Linked DNA regions of Homo sapiens: region 1 is linked to region 2. The links are chromatin loops, found by intact Hi-C in ENCODE. Cell type or tissue: K562. All regions are shown on one strand. Links, peaks and the distances in the headings refer to the core of each region. The heading gives the core; the rest is flanking DNA.

What was found. A loop is a pair of places that touch in the nucleus more often than their neighbours do. Peaks named below come from ENCODE experiments on the same cell type or tissue, not always from the same donor. Only the 100,000 strongest peaks of a DNase experiment are listed, where the experiment ranks them.
Region 1: it touches region 2 in a loop (4-fold over the local background); 13 of 110 quality-filtered maps call a loop at or near these places.

What each region holds. Positions count from the first base shown.
Region 1 is chr15:56,816,647-56,827,965 of GRCh38, reverse strand. No RefSeq gene overlaps it. Among named protein-coding and RNA genes, the nearest start is that of LINC03065, 65 kb to the left of the region's middle. RefSeq lists an enhancer at 3,630-3,799. In K562, for the core only: a CTCF peak has its summit at 6,066 (motif pointing left); a DNase peak (open chromatin) is centred at 6,065.
Region 2 is chr15:57,522,517-57,533,835 of GRCh38, reverse strand. CGNL1 (cingulin like 1) reads right to left here. Exons shown (of 19, transcript NM_032866.5): 11 at 10,195-10,347; 12 at 9,085-9,255; 13 at 5,021-5,182; 14 at 2,057-2,146. Among named protein-coding and RNA genes, the nearest start is that of GCOM1, 64 kb to the left of the region's middle. RefSeq lists an enhancer at 5,963-6,546. In K562, for the core only: a CTCF peak has its summit at 6,143 (motif pointing right); a DNase peak (open chromatin) is centred at 6,175; H3K27me3 peaks cover 589 bases.

The DNA.
Region 1 (11,319 bases), core at 3,934-8,933, 710 kb after region 2:
CAACCATTCTTGGTATTCTGTCATGATATGTTTTTACAGGTGGTAAATACGTAATGATTTCGTTTCTTACTTTTTGCAAGGTTTTAATAAGGAAAACTTCAAACATACGAAAAATTTGGCCTGTACGGTGAACACCCTTATGCCCACCAACCAGATTCTATAATTATTTTATTATATCTGCTTTGTGCCTTATCTAATATGATGTCTTAATGCATTGCTGAATTCAATTAGATGATATTTTAAAATATTTGAGCACATGTGCCCAAAAGTGAGAAAAAACAACGATTTTCTTTTCTCGTATTGTCTTTTTCCAGTTTGGGTATCAAAAATATACTTACAAAAGAAGTAAAGAGAGCTCACCTATTTTTGTCTTCACTGAATGAAAAAGTCTGTTCAATACAGGAAATAAACTTTGAAGATTTGGTAAAACTCACCTCTTTGGGTAAGTACTTGATTGGCATAGTACTTAATGGATAGATTTTTTAAACTACAGATTCAGTTCTTTTAATGGTTATAAATAAATAGACTGCCATTTCTTTTTCATGTCACTTTTAGTGATTTACATGTGTCTAGAAAACTGTCCATTTCATTTAAATTGCCAAATGTATTAATATAATGATGTTCATCGTATTCTCTTATACTTTTAAAAATTTATAGTCAAGTCCTTTATTCCCGCTTTTTTCTCTTATACTCTCAATCAATCTTGCCAGGTTTTGTCTATTTTATTAGTCCTCTAAAAGAATTAGGTTTTGAATCGATTGAATTATATTGTCTTCATATAGAATAGGAATATATGAATCCTTATTGATTTATGAATACTATTGATTCTATATGAAACCTTATTGATTTTTTTCCCCTTTTGGCTATTTCTCCTCTTATTTTTGACTTTTTTTCCTTCTACTTTCTTTCTTCTAATTTTTAAACATTTTGACCTTTGGGGTATACGCTTCCTTCTTTCCATTATAGGCATTTAAAGCTCTAAATTTCCTTCTAAATACTGCTTAAACTCCATGCCATGGGTTTTGGTACTCATGTTTTTATTGTCTGAGTGGTGTTACACATTTGGTATTTTCTATTCATTTTTCTACCTTAATAATTATTTAGAAGTTTCTAAAATAATGGGGCAGTGTGACTATTACATTGATTTTTGATTTTATTGCATTGCTGTCAGAGAATGTTTTGTGTGATTTTGGTCATTGGTATTTGTTTGAAGTTTACTTTTTGACATATTATGCTTTTTGTAAATGTTTCACGTGTGCTAGAAATAATGTGTTTCCTGGGAATCTCTGAGCCTCCTCTTGCTCAGGAGGCTGCCCGTAACAACAACAAAAATAATGAAAAGAATGCGTTTCCTATAATTTTGGGTGTAGGTATTACCTGTGTTCTTTACATCTTCTACAACTATGATTATACATTTATCATTTTCTCTTTATAATTTTGACAATGTATTGTGTGTACACACACATACACACACACTGAAGTTCCAACTTACTATTTCTTCAATGTGAATTCTTATTTTTATCTTTTTATCCTTTTATCATTATATAATGGCCCTCTTTATCCCTTACTTTTATTTTGCCTTAAAGTTTAAAAAAAGATGATAATATTACGTTTAATTAAAAAAATATTTTTCTAGTACAGTTTATCCATCTATTTACATAATCATTTCTCTGTGTCATCAAGTTCTAGGTAGTCTCTTGGCTGAATTTTTAAAAATCCTGAGAATCTCCATCTTTTTGTAGGGAAATTCAATATGTTAATATTTATATGAATTTTGATTATTGATACATGGTTCATGTTGTGTTTTCTATTTATCTTTTTTTTTTTTTTTTGAGTCAGGGTCTCACTTTGTCAGTCAGACTGGAGTGCAGTGGTGCGATCTTGGCTCACTACAACCTCTGCCTCCCAGGTTCAAGCAATCCTCCTTCAGCCAGTTATTCTTTAACTTTGATTCTTTATTCTTTTCTACTTTCTATTAGGTTGAGCTAGTCTTTTTCTTTCTTTTCTTTTTCACTCTGTTGCCCAGGCTGAAGTGGTGCACTGGCATGATCTCGGCTCACTGCAGCCTCCACCTCCCGGGTTCAAGTGATCCTCCCGCCTCAGCCTCCCAAGTAGTTGGGATTAAAAGTATGCGCCATCACACCCAGCTAATTTTTGAATTTTTGGTAGAGATGGGGTTTTGCCATGTTGGCCAGGCTGGTCTCAAACTCCTGACCTCAAGTGACCTGCCCTCCTCGGCCTCCCAAAATGCTGAGATTACAGGTGTGAGCCACCTCACCCAGCCGTTTTTTTCTTTATTCTCCCCTTTCCTCTATACTGGAAGTTAGAAGGTAGGATTAAAATTTAAAAGACCCCTGGGAGAAACGAAAAGCCCAGGATTCCATACTACTTTTTCAGACTGCGGATTTGGACTTTTCTATTTCCCTCTTCATGGCAGGAGTAGCTCTTCAAGGTTTTCCTCCAAGGACTTCTCCTGGGTCTCCAGAGCCTGTGTCTCAGGGAATTCAGGCAGTTCTCTTTTGCAGCTTCTGAACCTAAACAGAGAAGGTGGCCTGGGGCCTGGGTCCCCCAGGCCAAAAGCCAGGGGTCAATATGAGCAACAAGGGCATCCAAGGAGAATTCTGCACAAGAACCACTGAGCCTATCAGCTGAGCTGGGGTCAAGTCAGGCTGAACCCACTGCGGCTTCGTCCTCTCTCTTTATTCTAAAACCGTTTTCTTCCTTTTGCATTCAGCTGTTTATTTAAAAGTTATTTTTTACTGCATTTTGCCAATTATTTCTATGTGTAGGTACCAATCTGCTATACTCTAAAAAGCTGTGGGAGTTAATTTACTTATCTTACAGACTATTTACAAGTTCCAAGTCTCACCTTCCACCTCACATCTTTTTGTTTTTGTCTGGTTTCCTCTGTTTCCATCTACTTGACTTACTAGTAGATTCTTTCTTTCTTTTTTTTTTTTTTTTAAGATGGAGTTTCACTCTTGTCACCCAGGCTAGAGAGCAGTGTGCGATCTCAGCTCACTGCAGCCTCTATCTCCCAGGTTCAAGCAATTCTCCTGCCTCAGCCTCCCGAGTAGCTGGGATTATAGGCGCCTGCCACCACACCTGGCTAATTTTTGTATTTTTAATGGAGATAGGGTTTCACCATTTGGCAAGGCTGGTCTTGAACTGCTGACCTCAAGTGATTCACCCGCCTCAGCCTTCCAAAGTGCCGGGATTGCAGGCGTGAGCCACCTCAAATCCCTTTGTCTCTCAGGTTGGGGAGGTAAGACCTCCTCTGCACACAGGCTCCTGGACACCATGCTCTGCTCACAGCCAGAGTCCAGGTAAGAAAGCTGGCCATAGTTCTCTGTGCCGTAGTTCCTGGGTGTGTTGCCTTTTCCCCATCCTTCAGCAGTTTCTAAAATGATGGACTTGACAGGTCTCAGCCTTCCTGGCTGGACACAACCCTGGCTATGATAGAAACATGCCCAGCTGGAAGCAGCTGACATGTCCAGAGCTTCCAGCAATGGGCTTTCCAATACAACATGTTGGGGCCCTTATTTCCTGTCACTTCTTTTTGGCTGGGTGGCTCCATCTAGCCACAGGCATTCCCTGGGCAGCTGTCAGAGTTAACATCTGAGCCTGGTCAGCACTAGTGCAGCTGTGGGCTCTGGCATTGCTGCTCATAAGTAAATTCCCCAGTGAGCCCACAGTGCTGCCTTGACATCTCTGTTGGGTGCAATTCTCTTCAAAGAAGGCCAGCTTCCTAGGTGCGAGCCCTATGCAGTCACACTGGGACCCGCCCTCAGACCTTGTACTTGGATTCATGCTCTGGTGTTGATAGCTTGAAACTTAAAATAATTTGTGAATAAAGTTTTGCTTTTTACTGGGCTCCATAAATTATGTAGCCTCTCCTTAGGAGAAACAGAGAAGAATACCACCGGCACTTGGGGAAGTGGGTGGGGTTTATCGACTAACCCGCGTCTTGGGAGTGCAGAGCAGCGGCCATTATAAGTAATTGTTTTTTCTCTGGGAAGCTCCCACCCATCTAAAAAGCATTTTAGGCCAGGAGCGGTGGCTCAAGCCTGTAATTCCAGCACTTTGGGAGGTCAACGTGGGTCTTGAGGTCAGGAGTTCAAGATCAGCCTGGCAAGCATGGTGAAACCACATCTTTATTAAAAATACAAAAATTAACTGGGCTTGGTGGCGGGCACCTGTAATCCCAGCTACTTGGGAGGCTGAGGCAGGAGAACTGCTTGAACCTGGGAGGTGGATGTTGCAGAGAGCTGAGATTGCACCACTGCACCCCATCCAGAACAACAGAGTGAGACTCCGTCACCAAAAAGAAAAAGCGTTTTAGTGCCTCAGAAAAGGGAAAAGGGTAGACAGCCTCTAGAATAGCTGTCCGATGTAACTTTCTGTGATGCTGCTAATGTTTTATATATTTGATGTCCAACATAGTGGCCACTATCCCCATGTGGCTTCTGAAAACTTGTATTGTAGCTAGTATGACTGAGGACCTGAATTTAAAAACCTTAATTATTTAAAAATTAAAGTTACATAGACACATGGAGCTGTTACCATATTGCACAGCATAACTCTAAAACAACAAAGTAATTTCTGACCTTTGTGCTTTGATTATTGTTCGTACTGATCTATAGCAAGACTTAGGCTTTGTCCAGAAAGGATTTTTAAATTCAGATTTAAGGCATACCATGAACTAAGATGGGGCCCTCAACTCATAGTGTTTTTTTCTTAAGAAAAAAGAAGATAACCTTACCACCTATGAAAGCTAGGTCATGATATGCGTTGCTCTACCCTGGAAGGGAGATAGTACATGGGTGAATGAGTTGCCCAAAGACTGCCCCTTCCAGTTCCAAGGGATTATGGAAGAAATGAGGAAGACAAGAAGTGAGAAGGCCAGAGGCCAGAGTCTTGGCAAGGAGTGATGGTGAGGAGGTGGTATAGTAGGTGGGTTGATAGATGAGCTTGAGCCATCACTCCTGGGCTTACATGGCCGGGATGTTGTACAGGTGATCTAGCAAGTCCCGTGTGTTCTGATGAGACAGAGGTTTTGAGAGCACAGAGGTACGCCAAAGGGCTCTGGTTAAAACAAAGAGGTACCTGAGTAGAAACTTTGAGATGGCCAGAAACACAGATTCCAGAGGAAATTACTTTACCTCAAAAAGCCAAACCAGAAAAATCAACCTTCAGTGGTCACCAGTCCAGTAAACAGAAAATCTAGCCACTTCACCTTTGGTTAGTGAGGATTCAGATAATATCTCTGCTGCGTGGGTCATCTAAATTCTTACAGACCCCACTAAACAGAGACAGAGTCACTAACTTGGAGGACAACAAAGAGATGGAGAGAAAATGTAAAGACCGTATTTTACCTAAAGAAACTAAAGATAATTTACATAAAGAAGGCATCTGAATTATTGAGCTGAACTAAGTTTAACTGAAGGGGATAAATTTAGGGTCCTTTTTTCCCAATTCCCTGTGGATGAGTAGATGAGTTATGGAGAAATACAGAAGCTATATTTTCCTCGCACATCTGAGTACAGAGTGAATGAATTTGTGACCCCACTACAAATATGTGTGGCTTCCTGCCAAGCCAGTGATGGACAGCAATTCTATTTCCAAGGCTTTGGCAGGGGTGGAGAATGTGTGGGGAAAGGGAGGATGCTAACTTCATGTACTGAGTCTGGGAGCAACAACACCAGCACCATGATGAATTGGCCACTTAACCCACAGATGCCCTCTCTTCAAAGGCACTAGCAACCTCACGTGGGAAGTACATTTTGAGTGTATCTGGGAGGGAGTTTTTCTCTTATCCTCTGCCTGGACAGGGAAGAGGTTGTAGATAACCCAGCTTACTGGTCCAAGAGCTTTGACATCAATGGGAGAGGGGGGATCTGGCAGATTATGGTGTCATTTTGGCTGTGCAGGCCCTAGTCATCTTCTCATGCAGGATCAAGGAGGCATGAGCTACTTGGACAAAATCCTAATATACGAATCTAAATCTAACATCCTGTGAGTCCTTTGTCCAGACAGGTCCTCAAGTCCTCTGTGGGCTACACCACCACCTGCAGGCCAACCCTGAAAAGTACATGTCCAAGAGAATGGAAGAATTACTGGGCTCTATTCTGTCCAGTCGAGACATCTGCATTATGCTTCAAGTGTTTGTAGTCCCAGAGGAAGAGCCCACATGATTTATCAAATATATTTATCAATTCCTGGAATTCATTAGACAATTCCCTACACATTTCTTTTCATAGTCTGTTGTAATAATTGACATGCTCAAAAGGGATGGAGGCTTTTCTTGGTTCTCAGATGCAGATGCAGTCTCCTAACAAGCCTTACTTAAGGTATTCCTGCCTTCCCCTGACCTACCTGACCCAGCCCAGTCCACGTGAATGTCTCCATCCACTGAGATGAGCAATATCTAGTGCTTGGAAGACCCAGCCCTGAAGTCTCCACCTCTGGGTTTCCTTCTCTAGGAAACCGGCTTTTGAAAGAGTATAATTGCTCCTCTTCCTTGGGATTAAGAATCACTTGTCATAGAGTTGGAGTGGCTAAATTAGATGCGGGAACTCAGTTTGCACCAGAGTCACCTTCCTCAAGCACTTTGGGTTTACCATTTCATACCCAATCCTGGGAGCCATAGACACACGAGGGAAGACTACAGCACTAATCCTGGAAATCATCTGCTGGGAATTTTGAAGATAGCCCGTCCTGGCCATCACTAATAGAGGTAGTCAGGTCTGGCAGGGGCCCACACAATTGGGTTTTTATGATATGTGAGTGTAAGAGGAATAGAGTGGTCAAGAATGAGCCTCAAGTCTATATCCTGAGCTGCTGGATGAATGGTAAAGCCAGGAGCTGCAGTGTATAAAACTGTAAGAAAAACAGGTTTGGGAGATAAGACCAAGTTCTATTTTGAAAATGTTCAATTTGAAATGCTTATTAGACATCTAATGGAAATGTCAAGTAGGTGGCAGAATATGTTAAGTCTGGAGCTCAGGGGAAATGTCAGGGCTAGAGAATATAGATCTGGGAGTTATTGACAGAGAGACAGAAATTAAAGCCATGGGACTGGATAAGATCTCCTATAAAGTGAACGAGTGTATTTAAAGAACAGAAGATGTTTAAAGAAATTAAAAAATGAGGAATAAGAGGAAGGAGCCAGCAGACTCAGAAGAGGCCAATCCAGGGACACAGGAGGAAAACCGAGACAGTGCGTTGACTCAGATTCCAGGTGGTTCACCAAGTGAAATAAAATCCACTGAGAGGTCAAGTAAGAGAAGGGCTGGGAAATTGTTCAGAGGATTTAAGACATGTAGAGCTCACTGGTGATCCTGAGAAGAATGGCTTCAGTGCAATCATAGGGAAGCAAACATGATTGGAGAAGACTGAAAAGAGACCATGAAATGAGGAAGTGGAGAGACACTGAGTATTGACAACTTGCTTTAGAAATGATGATGTAAGGAGGCCTGAGAAGCAGGAGGGAGTAGTTGGAGGAGGGTGTAATTCTAGAGAAGACAGGTTTTTTAAAGACAGGAGATATTATAGCATGTGTATCTGCTATGGGAATGATCAAACAGAGAGTGGAGATGTAGAGATGGTGGAGACAGTGATTGATGAAAAGAGCAAAGCCTTTGAGTAGGTGATGGGGAATCCAGGGCTTAAGTCACAAGGTCTAGGAGGACTAAGAGTCTAGGACAGTTTTTCCATCATCAAGGAAGGAAAGGCAAAACTTAATGAGAATGCTGGTGGGAAATGTTACAGTTGTCTTGTGGTTGTTTCTATTTTCTTAGTAAAAGCAGAGATGAGGTCTGTTTCAGCCAGCTCATGCTAGCTCAGTTCACTGAGACTCTGCCCTAGACACAGAGCCAAGTAATTTACCCTGACAACTGAGTTAGAAGAGCCCACGTGTCTTGCAAAAGGTTCTGGATTCTCAGAAGTGCCACTGCCAGATCTGGTACCTGTCCTTGAGAAAGGATGTCTGCTAGAGAAGCAAACACATGAAACGCTCCCACCTCAACTAAGAACCCACCTAAACATGTTAAGACTTTGTAGTCACCCAGTGAAAAACACCACCCAGTGGAGTGGAATGTGGAAGAAGAGCCAGACCTGATTAGAGCCTCCTCCCACATCAGGCTAAGGCTGCTGGCATCCTATAAAAAAATTAAGAAACCTACCTTAAATATTTTTTTTACCTTCTCCCTCTGTGCTGTGTTTTAAACTTGCTTGCTCACAATGGATTTTCCCAGTTTGTCCTCATATTTGGATGGATACTCTGTCTCTACCCAACCTTTTAGAAAAGATGGTTCTTTGGTACTGCCCAAATGGTTTTAAATTCAGCTTCTCCGTAGAATGCTTCCCCTGAATCTCTACCTCTTCAGCTCCAATGAGCCTCAGACATGTCCCAGGCTCCCAGCTACCATATCTCTTCCCAGCCTGCCTAGGCCCTCACTTCTCAGGGATGAAGGTCTTCACACATATGAGAAACCATGTAAAGTAGATTTTAGAAGGATAACATAGTGTAACCATAAGGTGTTATTCAAAGCAGCAGCAGGAGCAACAGGGCTTTCTGAGCAAGGCTTTCCTATTTAGCCTTCTTTATCTTTCTCTAGCCATTAAAAATGACTTCTAAAGGAATAACATATTCCTTGGGAAAATGAGTGAAAGTACAAATGAATTAGGGTTTAGAGAAGATGAGGATAAAGAAGGTTGCTTCCTCATGGAAGACCACACACACACACACACACACACACACACACACACACACACTTTGATTACTACACATAGTAACTACATGTATTGTAGCTTACAGATGAATGAAAAACAAATTTGAATGTCTTTTTTAAAGCAAGATTTTTGTAATAAAACACAAAGAGATATATTAATATAAAAATAAAACATGCATGATGGCACATAAATATTCTAATTAGGTAAATAAGCTTTCTTCAACCAAACATTTGTGGAGAGGTGTTTGGGCCCTGTATTTGAATCAAAGTATCTAAGTAAAGGTACTTCTAATTAAATAGGAGTCAGGGTGAATATTTATTTTCTCACATAATATGTGACTAAATGAATGAGGCTGTTTTGTTTTTGTTTTCTGAACAACCCTTATATTGGAAGCCTAGTTTGTCAGGTGCTATGGCTCTAAATGATTTTGGAACTTCTTGTTAGGAACTACCTTCAGAGCTCTTTTGATGAATAGGGTGACTGATTATTTCTGTTTTCCAGAATGTGGGGCTATAGAACTGGGAGAGTCTTAGGCAAATCTTCTTGATTTACCTGGAACTGAGGGAGATGTCCAGTCCTAAAACTGAGAAAGTTCCAGGCAAAATGGATTGAGTTTGGTCACCCTATTCATAAACCACACAAGAACCACCAGCCCATTGCTTTATAGTCATACAGTGTTACTCAGTTTGATCTCCTCCTTATTTTTAAGACTGGCCCTTAATGTCCTTTGGCTGTTTCAAAGACCAAATGTGTTCCCTCCACCCCAGACAACTTTGTAGCAACGTACAGAAGAGCCTGAATTCGGAAGGCAATTTTACAAACTTTCCTTTCTTCCTCCCTCCCTTCCTTTCTTCCTTTCCTCTTTCCCTCCTTTTCATTCTTACCTTTCCGTATCTGAGTCACAGTATTTAAAAGTATGTTGTACAAGTGGTGGATATGATAAAGACTTCTTTACCAAACTTTAGTCAGGTTCCCCTGAACCCTCTTCTCGACTAGGCCTCTCCCCTGGTCCCCATCCTGTCTTTGGCCTGCCTGGTGTAGTTTTAGGAAGAGTCCTGCCAAGTCAGTTTATTGAGAATACCCTCCCTTGATACCTGATCACCCCTGGTATCTGATGAAATTCATTTTATCCTATCTCCTACCCAGTTTTGGAATCCCTAAAACCTCAACTTGTAGCTCAGTACATTATCCCTTCCCCTTACTTTTAGCTGCTTAACACATTTTATGGTAATCACTAATTCATCACATGGAAGTGAATAAGAACCATTTAATATGATTATCTTCTCCATTAAAGCTGTCATCATAATTAGAGCTGCAGTGAACTGTTTGCCAGGAATTATAACTTCTGCCAAGAAAAACTTGGGTGTCATTTTAGAAAAATTCTTAGGTGGGGGAGGAGGAGATCAGGGCCATCTGTGTGGGGATCCAAAGCTGAATAATGATAAGCAAAGCCCCTTTCTCCTATTCTCTGCCAAACTCTGGCCAGCCCTCCAACTGGACCTTGCCAAAGACTTTAACATGAACTAGCTTTCAAGGTAGTCCAAGAAGCACACCCTCTCAGGGGAAGAAAGCCTTTGGAAAAGGCAGCAACAAATAAACATCAGGCCTCTGTACATAAGGCTTTCTAAAAGTTGTTCCAAATGGTTTTGTTTGCTACCCCACTGTTTCCAGGGCAACCACCTAAGCCAGGACAGAAGTAGAAGGAGACATGAGGCTAGAATGGGACCACCCACTGCAATTCTCATTTTTATCCTGATGGCAAGAACCTTTATATCGACTCAAAGTGTTTGTCAGGCCTCTGGCTGTGAATCACTGGAATAACATTTTGCCCTGATGGAAGTGTGTCACAGGCTGCTGCTCCCACATCCCCCCCATACTGAGGTGTTTTTAAATGGAACCAAATATCCCAGGGGAATTTTCTCTGCACTACTAGCATTGCTTTGTTGCACATTTTTAGATTACACACTGTAAATTATAGCTGAAGAAAATACAGTATGCTAATTTCCTCCTGCATGTCTTTGAGTTATTTTTAGGAAAAGTGTCTTTGGAATTCAGCTTCTCAGGTAAATGTTTAAAATGAAGAGAATAATAAGACTAAGGCAGAGGGATGCTCCAGGCTCAGACCACAGCTGTATCACAGTCTGGCAGTTTGTAATGAGCACAACTTGCACGTCCAGCATGGATTTCAGCTGCCAATAGTGGAAGAAGCTCTGGACTGGGCATCAGTAGATTTGGGTGTGCATGCTGATTATGCAACTTTGGATAAGTGACTTTGGAGGAATTTGTGTCATGTTCCTAAGTCTTGACTTCCTCATCTATGGAATAAGGGTGTTCAGCGAGATCTCTAGAGTGCTTTCCACTTCTCATACTCCACGGCACTGTGTGCTAAACTAAGCAAAACGACCTCAAATCACATGAGTAGATTGTGTTGACTATCTTTAAAAAGAATGAATAAACTCAGGCCAGGCGCAGTGGCTCATGCCTGTAATCCCAGCACTTTGGGAGGCCAAGGTGGGTGGATCACTTGAGGTCAGGAATTGGAGACCAGCCTGGCCAATATGGAGAAACCCCATCTCTACTAAAAAT
Region 2 (11,319 bases), core at 3,441-8,440:
AAGTTCTTGGCTTAGTGGAAATATTTTTAGCCTTGACCACATCATGGACAGCAGTTCTATTCCCCATGATCCAAGTGCTCAGTTGAAAGGAAAAAGAAGTGTCCAGAGCAATTCTGGGACCAGATCTCTGCATGATCAGTTCTGTCAGTGTTGGGCTGTCAGCTGAGCTAAGGGAAGCAGACACGTTCTGGTTCAATGTCTGTGTTTTGTTTCTGATATAAACATGGAACTGAAGGTCTGTTGTAACGGCCTCATTACTGATAGGATGACAGGCTTTCCCACTATTCCTCTTAGCATAAGCCACAAGAAGCGCTGGCAAAACAAATCCATGGTCACATCCTTTGTCATTGTGAATGTTTAGCGGATCCTGACATGTCTGGGGGGAACGTCGCTACTTAGCCAGGCTGGCAGGGGCTCATCACAAAACAGCTTTTATTCCAGTGAGAGAACTTAGAAAACAAAGTCTTCAGTAACAACCCTGGCGGGCAGTAGAGGAGATGTCAAGGTTGAGCTCTCTATCTGGGCCTCTGATTTTCAGGAAGGTCCCTCTCTAAACCTGTGCAGCTCTGGCCTGATAAGCTGTTGCAGCTCCAGATAAATCATAGCCTGGGAACACGCAGACAGAACCCACTCTCCATGAGGAGGGTGGAGGGAACACAGCTGGGTTGCAACTTTCTTCACTCTCAGGAGCAAAGGAGCATGAGTATCCCACTTGTTTGCAAAGAAATCTATCAACAGGGACCTAAAAGAATACGGAAAAGCAGCCAGGGATTCACGTTCTACTTTGAGCAGGGCTGCCTGCTCATAAGGTGCTATCCCCAAGCTCTGGAACTTCCAATTCTTGGTCACCCTGAACCGAGGAAAGGGAAGTCCATGTGAATAAGCAGAAGAGACCAGAGGAAAGTGCCCTTTGGAATAGGGAAGATTTGAAAAAGAAGACAAAAACATAAGGCAGAAAGTGGAAGTTTCCCAAGTGGTTATGAATAACAATCTATTGGCCATAGAGGGAAAAGTGCCTTTTAGGGCTGAGGCTCTAAGGGTCATTAGTTCAACAAGCAAGTGTGTGGAATGTGGTAGCCAGCACCATGTTAGGTGCAACAGAAAGTAGGCTCTACGATGCAGCCTTTTCCTTGACAAGTTAATTAGCAGTACACACACCTATGAAGCATTCACGTTCAATAACAGTACTTTCCAAGTGAATGCTTTTTGCAGTTTTGGAAGGAGTTTCACTTACATTTGATCCTTATGACAACACTGTGAGACAATCGGGGAGAGTTATGCTCGTGTTATAGATGACGGAACTAATTTCTCAAGCGAAGTGCAGATAATACATGCAGTATTATCCAAAGGCTTTTGACCTCTGTTTCCATTTTTTAATTAAGTGAAGGTTCAGAGGGGCTTTGAGATAGACTGGGAGTGGCAAGTGAGATCTGGGGAGAGCAGTGAGATCACGAGGAAACAGAGGTACTGTTAACTAGTTTCTGTGTCCCCAGTGCATGCCCAAACCACTTGACAGATAAAATATGGAAGCATTTTGGGAAGAGGATTCAGAACACTCAGCAGCAGTTTCAAAGATAATTAATTTGTATTCACTAGTCTCAGCCCTTCATTTACAAGACACCTGTGGATACATGTAGAAACTTCTAATGATAGAATGTGCTTTTAATGACAACTTACCCAGTTGTACGCCTAGAGCCTGGAAATGGTGCTAGACGAACTGTATATCAACATTTAGAAAGCCCTTCACTCTTTCTTGACTAGCATTGGCACTTTCTTAATGAAAAAGATGAAATCAAAACCTAAAAACCTTGAAATGATGCTAGGTATAGATCAGGAAATAATCTGACCAAGGAGTAAAATTTAAAATCTAAAATACAAGTAATCTGGTCAAAGTCTCTCCTAGAAGCTCACTATGGTGATGACTATTCAATCTTCCATCAATTTCTAGATGGCATGAATTTTTCTCTCCTGGACTTAACTGAAGCCCCAGGATTAACCCCTCATGTTCCTTTTTCACACAGGACAATCCACGCATCATTCACCTATAGAATAGTACCTGTTCCCTGCTCCTACTGATCCTCTCAGACAGCAAATCTGAGTTGTTTCTCTCTTCTTCCAGTTCCATCTCCAGTTGAGACACCTTGTCCTAAGAAGGAAATCACAAACACAGTTGACTTAACTTGCACTGACCGGGATTAACAGCAAAGGCTCCCCCACAGAGAAACAATCCTAAGGGCAAATGAGAGCTAACTACCATTAGAGTTTGGAAAAACAATATATCTATTTCTTACATTGCCCAAAGCAGATATTTCTTAAACTATGTGTTTCATGACTTGTAATGTAAAATGTGTAACATAAAATGTTTATGTAGAAAACACATAAAAGAAGAAAAAACATTATCCCAAACCCTAATGCAAACACTAAGGATATTTGAGCATGTTTCTGTCAAGTCTCTGTTTCTCCCTGTGAATCAATAACTTTAAACAGATCTACCCAAGCCAGTGCCTGTTAAAAGACAATGTGGAAAAAACACTTGACGCTCCGGACAATCTTTTGTCTGCAAGAGCCTTGCAGGAGTCAATCTACAGCAGCCTTCTAAGCCTTCTAAGGAACAGCATGCATTTGCACGATGCACTCCCAAACCTGCATTGGATTAACCAAAAGACAGTGCTAACCAATTCTGTTAAACTCATCATCACTTCAGAATAATAATTGGTGGTTTCTTTGTTGGCTCCTAATCTAACCTAATTGAGTGTTCAGAGAAAAACATTTCAAAGCAGCTTTGTGTATGAAGAAAAGAGGCTTCTAACACAAACCACCCCACTTACAACTGGGGGTTGTCAGCCTTGAGCACGTGTTTCTCCTGTCACCAGCCAATCTGTCATAGGTCTAAGTAAACTCAGAGCCACAAATGCTAAAAAGCAATTGGCATTCCAAGTTTTAAATGTGAACCTGCAGCATTTGTATATAAATATTGTCTCTGCAATTGCCAAAGTGGATTGACAAGCAATGGGCACCTCTATCCCTAAATATTATTCTATTTATCACAATAAAACACCCAGGATTCTTGTGAGTGAGTGACTGTCTGTGAACGGCCCCCAGGTAGTGATCAAAACCTATAGGGAAGTTAGAAAACCCTCACCCAGGAGCCAAGCATCTCTAAGGCCAACTTGGATTGGAGCTGGGCCCTGCACCGAAGCCTCCTGTTTATTCAGTGGTTCCTGATGCCTCCAAGACCAGTCTCACTATAGTCAGACATCACTCAGGATCCACAAGAGCTGCATTTACATACAACAGCCACCTGAGTTTACAGAAAATGTCCGTCGTTAGGAGAGCTCTTGAGTCTTGAAAATTAATTTAAGTGCTAGTGAAGGAGCAGGCAAGACGTAGTCACAGCAAGACGGTCCTGCTTGCCGCCTCTTAGGGGACGAAACACCCCTCAAGCGCATCTCATGGTAGCAGGGTCTTCAGAGCCATTCATTTTGTAATTAATGAGAAAATAGCTAAATATTGCAAAGGGGCAAATGAAGCTTAGCTATGCCACTCCTTCTAGACCTAAGTCGGCCAAAGGAAACGATCTCTTTAGTCAGGATATAGCAGTGGAAATGACCTAACAACCCAATCACCAGCTAAAAGCACCTCTTTATAAGACTGTCTTCTTGCCTAAAAGCCATACTGCACAGAACCCAGCAGGAGTGTTAAGGGTGCCGGCCAGGGCCATTACTCCAAAGGTTCTTCCTCCACTGCCTGAAGGGGCTTTAGCTTGTTTTGAGCCAGGTTGTTTAAGGCCCTAGAATAATCAGTTTCTAGTTAAGTGGGTTGACCTTAGCTTGCCTTAGAATTACCTCCCCTAAAGAGATCAGAGCCAGGACATTAGCAAAATGTACAGCAGTCCAACAAAAGAGCAATAAAACTGTAATCAGGTTATTCTAGTCTCTAAAAGAGGCCCATCTAATAAAATCTTCAATGACTTAAACAACACTCCCTAGATATAAACAGCTACTAAGTCCCCTGGACGTTTTGAAAATTATTTCTGTTTATTTGCAAAGTTGAATCAGGAATTCCATTGATTTTGAATTTAAGCCATCTCTCCATGGCCTTGAGCACTGTCTTTTATCAAAACTTTGACAATTTTAACTTCTCTGAAAAGACTGAGACTATTTTTTAGTGTCTCTCTCAATTCCATTTTTTCAGTGTCTCTCCCTCTCTCTAAATTCTACTGGGGCGTGTGTGTGTGTGTGTGTGTGTGTGTGTGTGTGTGTGTGTGTGTGTGTGTTTCTGGGGGTTAGTTTTGCTCCTAAGAATTATTCTTTTTTAAAAGTTCAGATGGAGTGATTCTAAGGTTCTTCTTGTCAACCTCAGTGAACTGTTCACACTTAGATTCTGTTACTTCATTTACATTTTTCTAATATGTGGTGTTTTCAGCTTGTGACTAGATCACCCCCATCTGGTGAGTGCATTCAGCACTTTCTGATATGCTGTCTTGGACTATGTACATACTATGTATACCACAGTAAATTGAGCCACAGTGTGCTGCGAGCTCTGGCAAAGCCCAATAACCTCTAAGGGAAAATGGGCCAGAAACAGGAAGCAAGAATGGAGAATGTGGTGTGGCAAATGAAGAATGATGATTCCTAGGAGGCTCCTCTCTGGACATGCAGCAGTCTGGTTCCTTCTAGTTAGCTGGAAGCACTGCCCCAAAGAACAAACAGAAAAGGAACTATCTGTGCCCTTAGGCAAAATCACCTAATGTCCCTGAGAATCTGTTCCATTTCCTCTCAAGACAATGAGAATGTTAGACTAATTTATATCCATCATTCCTTCTAGCTCTGATGTCCTGAGTCTATAAATGACTGGCCCCTTCCTTCAATCAAGAAATAACCTCACTACACCCAGCTGTGGGAGAGAATAAAAATCCAAGACTTCCCAAAGGCTGAGCTGAGAGCAAAGAGGCTGCTTCTCTCGTGGCCCAGCCTCGCTCTCTGCAGGTCCCCCAGCTCACACTGTACGGCCCACAGACCTCCATCTGCTTGACCAGCCTGCTGCGGTCATCTTTGAGGTGACTCTTGGCTTCCAGCTCATACTCCAGGTCCTTCAGCGTCTGCTCCAGAAGCTGCCTTTTTGTGAGTGCTTCATCCTGAGCTCTCTGGTAGTCCCGTAACTCTTCCTCCATCAGACGCATCTAGGAGGAGAGACAGCTGGGATGGTTTTCTGGGGTGCATCAAGAGCATAGAGACCTCCACAGACAGTGCACAGGCTGACCCCACCAAAAGGAAGATCAGCTGGACTCCCACAATATGGGAGATCAGAAGACCTTGAGCAAGTCCTACCTCCCTCTGGGCCTTACTTTCCTTTTTGTAAAAAGAGGAGGTTTTCCAGCTACAGGCAGCAACCTATTAGGTTACAAATTCTATTTGGTAGATATTGACCAGCATTTTTTAATTAAATAGAACAGAAAAAAATAGCAGAGTATTAGCAAATATTGATTTGCAAATCTTTTGTGCTAGACATTCATATATTTGTGCAGATGCGTGTATTCCTGGGTTGCAAGATATAGTTTTTTTTTGTCTTTTTTTTTTGAGATGGAGTCTTGCTTTGTTGCCCAGGCTGGTGTGCAGTGGTGCGATCTTGGCTAACTGCAGCCTCCATCTCCTGAGTTCAAACAATTCTCCTGCCTCAGCCTCCCAAGTAGCTGGGATTACAGGTGCATGCCACCACACTGAGCTAATTTTTGTATTTTTAGTACAGATGGAGCTTCACCATGGTGGCCAGGCTGGTCTCGAACTTCTCAACTCAGGTGATGCCCGCCTCAGTCTCCCAAAGTATTGGGATTGCAGGCATGAGCCACCGTGCTCAGCTGAATGCAAAATGTCGTTTTTACTAGGTCATGTTAAAACCTCTCGAGAGCCCCTTAACTAAATACATGTTTCCCAGGGGGTAATTTATTGTCTACCTGTATCACTGTCACCTCAAAAGAGGTTTCAACTCAGTGAAAAAGAACACACAACTGAATTAATGACCGCAAAGCAACCTACTGGCAAAAAACCTAACAACATACACAGGCACATTAGGGAAAGCCACTGCTTTGTAGAAGAACATGATTAGCTAGCTTAATTTATAATGTTGTTGTTTTTTCCATCCACAAGGTGGCACTCAACTAACAGCTTTGAAGAAAGCGCAACAGACAAAACAGCTTGATTCACAAGGGCCAGTCAGTGTCTTGAACTTCTCTAGAAGCTCCCTGGGGAGACCAGCCAGCTCAGGGCACAGTAGGTCTTCCTTAAACATCTGTGTGGGCTGATCTGGTGAAGCCGCAGGCTGTCTGCTTTGTTCTAAGTGTCCTACCCTCTTGGAGTTGGTACTAGTATTGAGTAGAGCTAGTCTCATGAATAGAATAATACACCAGGGGGTCTGTTTCCTTCAGAGTATATGAAAGTGAATGGCCATCTCCGCTACAGAATGCCACCCTTCTGCAGTGTCTGGCACAGAAGAGTTGGAAAGCCCCAGTAGTTGAGGACAGCTTTGGAGAACCCGTGGAAAAGCTTGAGGAAATGTGTTCTTCTCTGGGAGGCTGACAGGAGCACTGGGCATTTCTAAGAGAACAGCCTAGCCTTGAAGATGACATCTCCAGATGAAGACCCACATCTGGTTTTAGTGGTTACCATGACAGAAAGTACATGAAAGCACAGAATGAAAATCACCCCATGGAAAACAGTGATGGGACATTTTCTGGATACAGAGGATGTGCTATATTCCAGAGCGTTAAAAAAACAAAAAACAAAAACGCTCTATGACTCAGTTTCCTCATTCACAAAATTGGGATAATTATAAAATCAGCCTTCTAAAGCTATTATGAGAATCAAATGAGATGATACCCAGAAAGAACATGAGTGTGAGGGTCAGAAAGAATGACAGGCAAATGTGCAGCCTGCGTTTCCTTCCTGTCCCCCTTCCCAATGCCCAGCGTGCCCTCCTCCACTGCTCAGCACAGCCCCACCTTCCACACCCAGCAGGTCCCTCCTAACACCCGGTAAGGGCCCCATCATACTCAGAGTCCTTGACGAGGGCCGGCAGAAGAGATTAACTAGCATGGTGTCTGTGAACAATGTATCCTGAATCATAAGCAAGCAAACAACTTTTGAACTTCCTAGTGCTACCTTTAAGTAGTTAAAATCACCCTTTGCTAAAAGAGATGTAGAAAATAAACTGAACAATGGTAATCACTAAGTCTCGATTCTCTAAAGATCATGCTTATCAGAGGTAGAATGGGTGAAAAATGCCTATTTCTCTCAAAGCAAAGGCAGCCACTATTACAGCACTTAGAACGGACTCCTGTAGCTTTTGGGGTTTTTTTTTAACCAAGATCTTCAACCAGCTCAATCAAAACACAAGCAGAGGGGCAGTGAACAGAGTTGAGCCTGAGTTTTTTAAGGATCCAGAGAGACCTTGGCTTGTTAATTCACTTTTGTTTTAAACAACTCCATCACTCTACCAACTTAGTCAAGGGTGGTATCTCACTGCAGTTTCCCTGCAGAATGATGAGGTGTCCATGTCTGTTGCTCACATGGAAACAGTGTCTCACAGGGCTGCATCAGTGAGAAAAATCCAGGAAGGGCCATCTTTATTTTCCTTGCAAGGAATCCTTTTTTTTTTTTGTTTTGGAAGGACTGCTCTTTTATAAACAATACTGGTCTCCATCTGGCCTTAACTAGTCTCTCTGGACCTCAGTTTCCTTATCTAACTAGAGGATCTCTATGTTTCTTTCCAACCCAAGGATTCTATCATAAAAATCATTATATAAAACGCAACGGGAAGTACTTTTCAGGGGTCATTGTGACACTGTGATCTTCTGAAGTCAAATCAGACCAGGTGCTTGTTGGTGTTCTGGCAGATACCTGAATCCTTCTGCCTCTGTGCTGTAGTAATGAATGTGATTTTTTTTTTTTTAATACCAAAGAGAACTGTGATGTCAGTGCGCTAATTTCACTGCTTACTTGGAGTCCTGTATCACATAACCCTGAGCCAAAGGGGATCCATTATCAGGGGCCTTTCAAGAGTGTTCTAGAAGCCTGCAATAAATATCTATTGTTCTTTTACACAGTTTCAGCACTGACTCATGGGTGACTTTTCTTTGATCATCAAAGAAATTAAAGTTTGTTTTTTAAAGAAAAAAATGTTTTCCTGTGGAATCTTGGTGCTCTCGGCACTGTTCATGAAAAATAAGCCCCTAAAATTAAAGAAAAGGAAATTAATATTTATGAAGTGTCCGGGATGTACAGACTCGCTGCTACACAGTCTCACATATTAACTCATTTAATTAAGTCACTAATATTTGGTATATTTTTAAAGAGGTAGAAACATATGCTCAGAAAACTGGGGTTAAGTTGCTCAAGGTGACCCAGTTGGCAAGAGGTATAGCTAGAAATCAGCATAGGCTGTGCTTACATTTTGAAGCCTCCGGCTTTCCATTAAAACAATCAAAAACATCCCCTTTCTTTTTCTCAGTTCTTGAGAGGCCAAGCCTGAAGGGAGCTAGCATTTGGGTTTCTTTGCTCAATTATTCTTAAATATAAAACGAATGTTTTAATCATTTCAATACTCATAAATTCCTGAGGATTTCTTTTACTCGCCATTATTGTTGTTGTGAAACTCTTGTCCGCCACCCTCATGCCAATAAAAGTCTGTATTTTCAAAAATCAATGGCCAAAAAACAGTCAGTTACTGTAATCCCTATTCTAGGATTAAATTAAAACATGAAAGCATATAAATAAATCATCTGGACACAGCTGGGCACATCATGGCTGCTCCATAAATGGCAGCTAAACATTTTAGGCAAAAAATTATAGATTCATCAAGAAAATGGTCAGGTTAAAGCTGTGTCCATTTAGCCTCACAGTCCGCCGGTGGGTCCTTTGTGCTCCAGAATGCCATTTGCCCACGGAACCCATCCAGAAGGTGAAGAATGAAGAGTCAAGCACCAAAGCTGTCTCACGAATCTACCCCCAAGTCCCTCACAGAAGACTTTCAGGGCAAAGGATACTTTGAATAAGGGATAAAGGAAGAACTTATCTGGCCAGGCATTACCTCATCCTGCATTTTCATGGCTGTCAGTCGGGACTTTTCTGCCTCCAGCGTTTTCTCCTTCAACTGTCTTTGCATTTCTGCGAGCTCCCTGCGGTTTTTCTCCTTATACTCATCCAGCTGGTTCTGGAGCTCCAGGGTTGAGGTACGGGAGGCCTCAACAATGTCTGCCATCTAGAAGAAGTGACACGGGTGTGAGCCCACCCTGGGATGCTCTGAGACCAGGGTCTGGGTCCCATTTCAACACACAGCACATCTCCTCTTCTCCCTTTCTTCTATGGCCCCCTCAAAGATGGCCCAGCACCTGATCCTGAGTCAGCCAGGTGTGGGCACCTGTGACTTGGAAGCAGCATGGAGGAGTGAGCAGGCACGTCCTTTGGAGCCAGGCACACAGCCTCAGGGTCCTAGGGCTGCTGTGCCACTTACCAGTACATGACTGGGGCACGTCGTTAACCTCTCTGGGCCCTGGCCATGTCCACACTGGAAACACCGAAATCATATCTACCTTACAGGGTTGTTGTCAGAATTAGTATCCACAGATACAGATAAAATTTTATCAGCAGATACAGATAAAATTCTAGTTAGAAACAAAATAGTTAGTAAAGTGCCTGGTACATAATACATGTCAGAAAACAGCAGACACTCGTGTCAACTCCCAGAATACAGAAAGCCTGCCAGCTTTGTGCCTTTACCCCTTCTGGGTATGGTGGGGCAGACATAAAGAGAAAGAGCAGCAGCTACTGAGCTCTGAAGCTGCCTTTCACACTCCTGGACAAGCAATAGAGATGCAAAGGTAGAGACTCTGCACAGAGATGTCGATTCTGATTCACTCAACATTGGTTCCATCTGCACTGACACACAGCCTTCTTCTACTAACTGTTAAGAGGTGATTCTGGTGCCCAGAATCCAGAGGGTACTGGCATTAATGTTTTCTAGACCAGTGTCTATCTTTTCAACAAATCCAAAGAGCTGCCTCTTGGGATCTGCAAATCCCTGACACTTTTGTGCTTAGACCTACTGCAGGTTTCCCAGGCTTTCACCAGACCCTCAGAGGGGACTGGGTCCAACAAAGACATCTGGCCCTACTTCCTCTTTCCTCCTCCAGCCCCTCACCTCCTTCTGCAGTTTCTCAATGGTTTTGCCCAGGTGCCACCGCTCATTCTCCATCTCGTTCTTCAACCTTCTTAGCTGCTCCTTCTGCTCACTCTCCTCTTTGAGCTTCTCAGACAACTGCTTCTGCTCCTGGGTAGTCTGACTCAGATTTCCCTGCAAATGGCAGGGAAAGGACAGTGCTGTCACCTACTAACCAGGTAGCCACAGGAACGGGTGGCACAGGGAACTTCATAGTCACACTGCAAAGCAATCAGATCTGTTAAATCCGTGATGAGGAAGAAGATCAAAATAAAGCTGTCAGAGATAGAAGGGCATTGTTGGTTCTGAAATTCAAGGACCAAATAGGAAAGTTGACTTACCCAAAAACATCCACAGGAATGAAGGGGCAGACAAACAACGTGCTACAGAAATACATGGCCAAGGCTGCTGGTGGTGGGAATTCAGGATGGTGTCTGAAAACCTGAATGTTCATGCTTGAAATTCGAGGTCAAGTTATACATTACAACAATCTAAACCTACTTGGCAATTTATATCCTGTGACACACAGCATCACACCTAATGTTCCAGTATTTACTATGCTATGCAGATGGTTCTTACAGTTAGAATAACTAAAAATGAATCGCTAAGAGAACACTACCCCACAGAACAAAGGTCCATTTGGGTAAAGGCAGTTGTCATCAACAAAATCCATGAATTGGACTCAGACACAGGCAAAAAGGAATTTGGAAACACACAGGTTGGTGAACTTGATGAACAGAAGGTGTTAAATGGAAGAGACACTACTCAGATAAAATACTAGCCAGGTAGGTGGTTGTTGATTGAATCAGCACCAAATACTAGTGCCTACCATAAAATACAACTATCTTGAGTGCAATACTCCCCTTAGTTCCCCTGAGGCTCTCATCTCACAAAGTCACACAGACTTATGTTCTTTATGTAAACAACATGCAACTCCAGAATAAAATCCTAAAATATTATAGGAAAGTTATGGTGGCTTCTTTAAATGGCTAAGCATTAGGGCCATAGGTACAAGGATAATAAGAAGACGCACAACTCGGAACAGAGCAACCTGACTCAAACACAGACTGGATCATCTCGAAAACGTTGTCAGGCACCGAGGGCTGA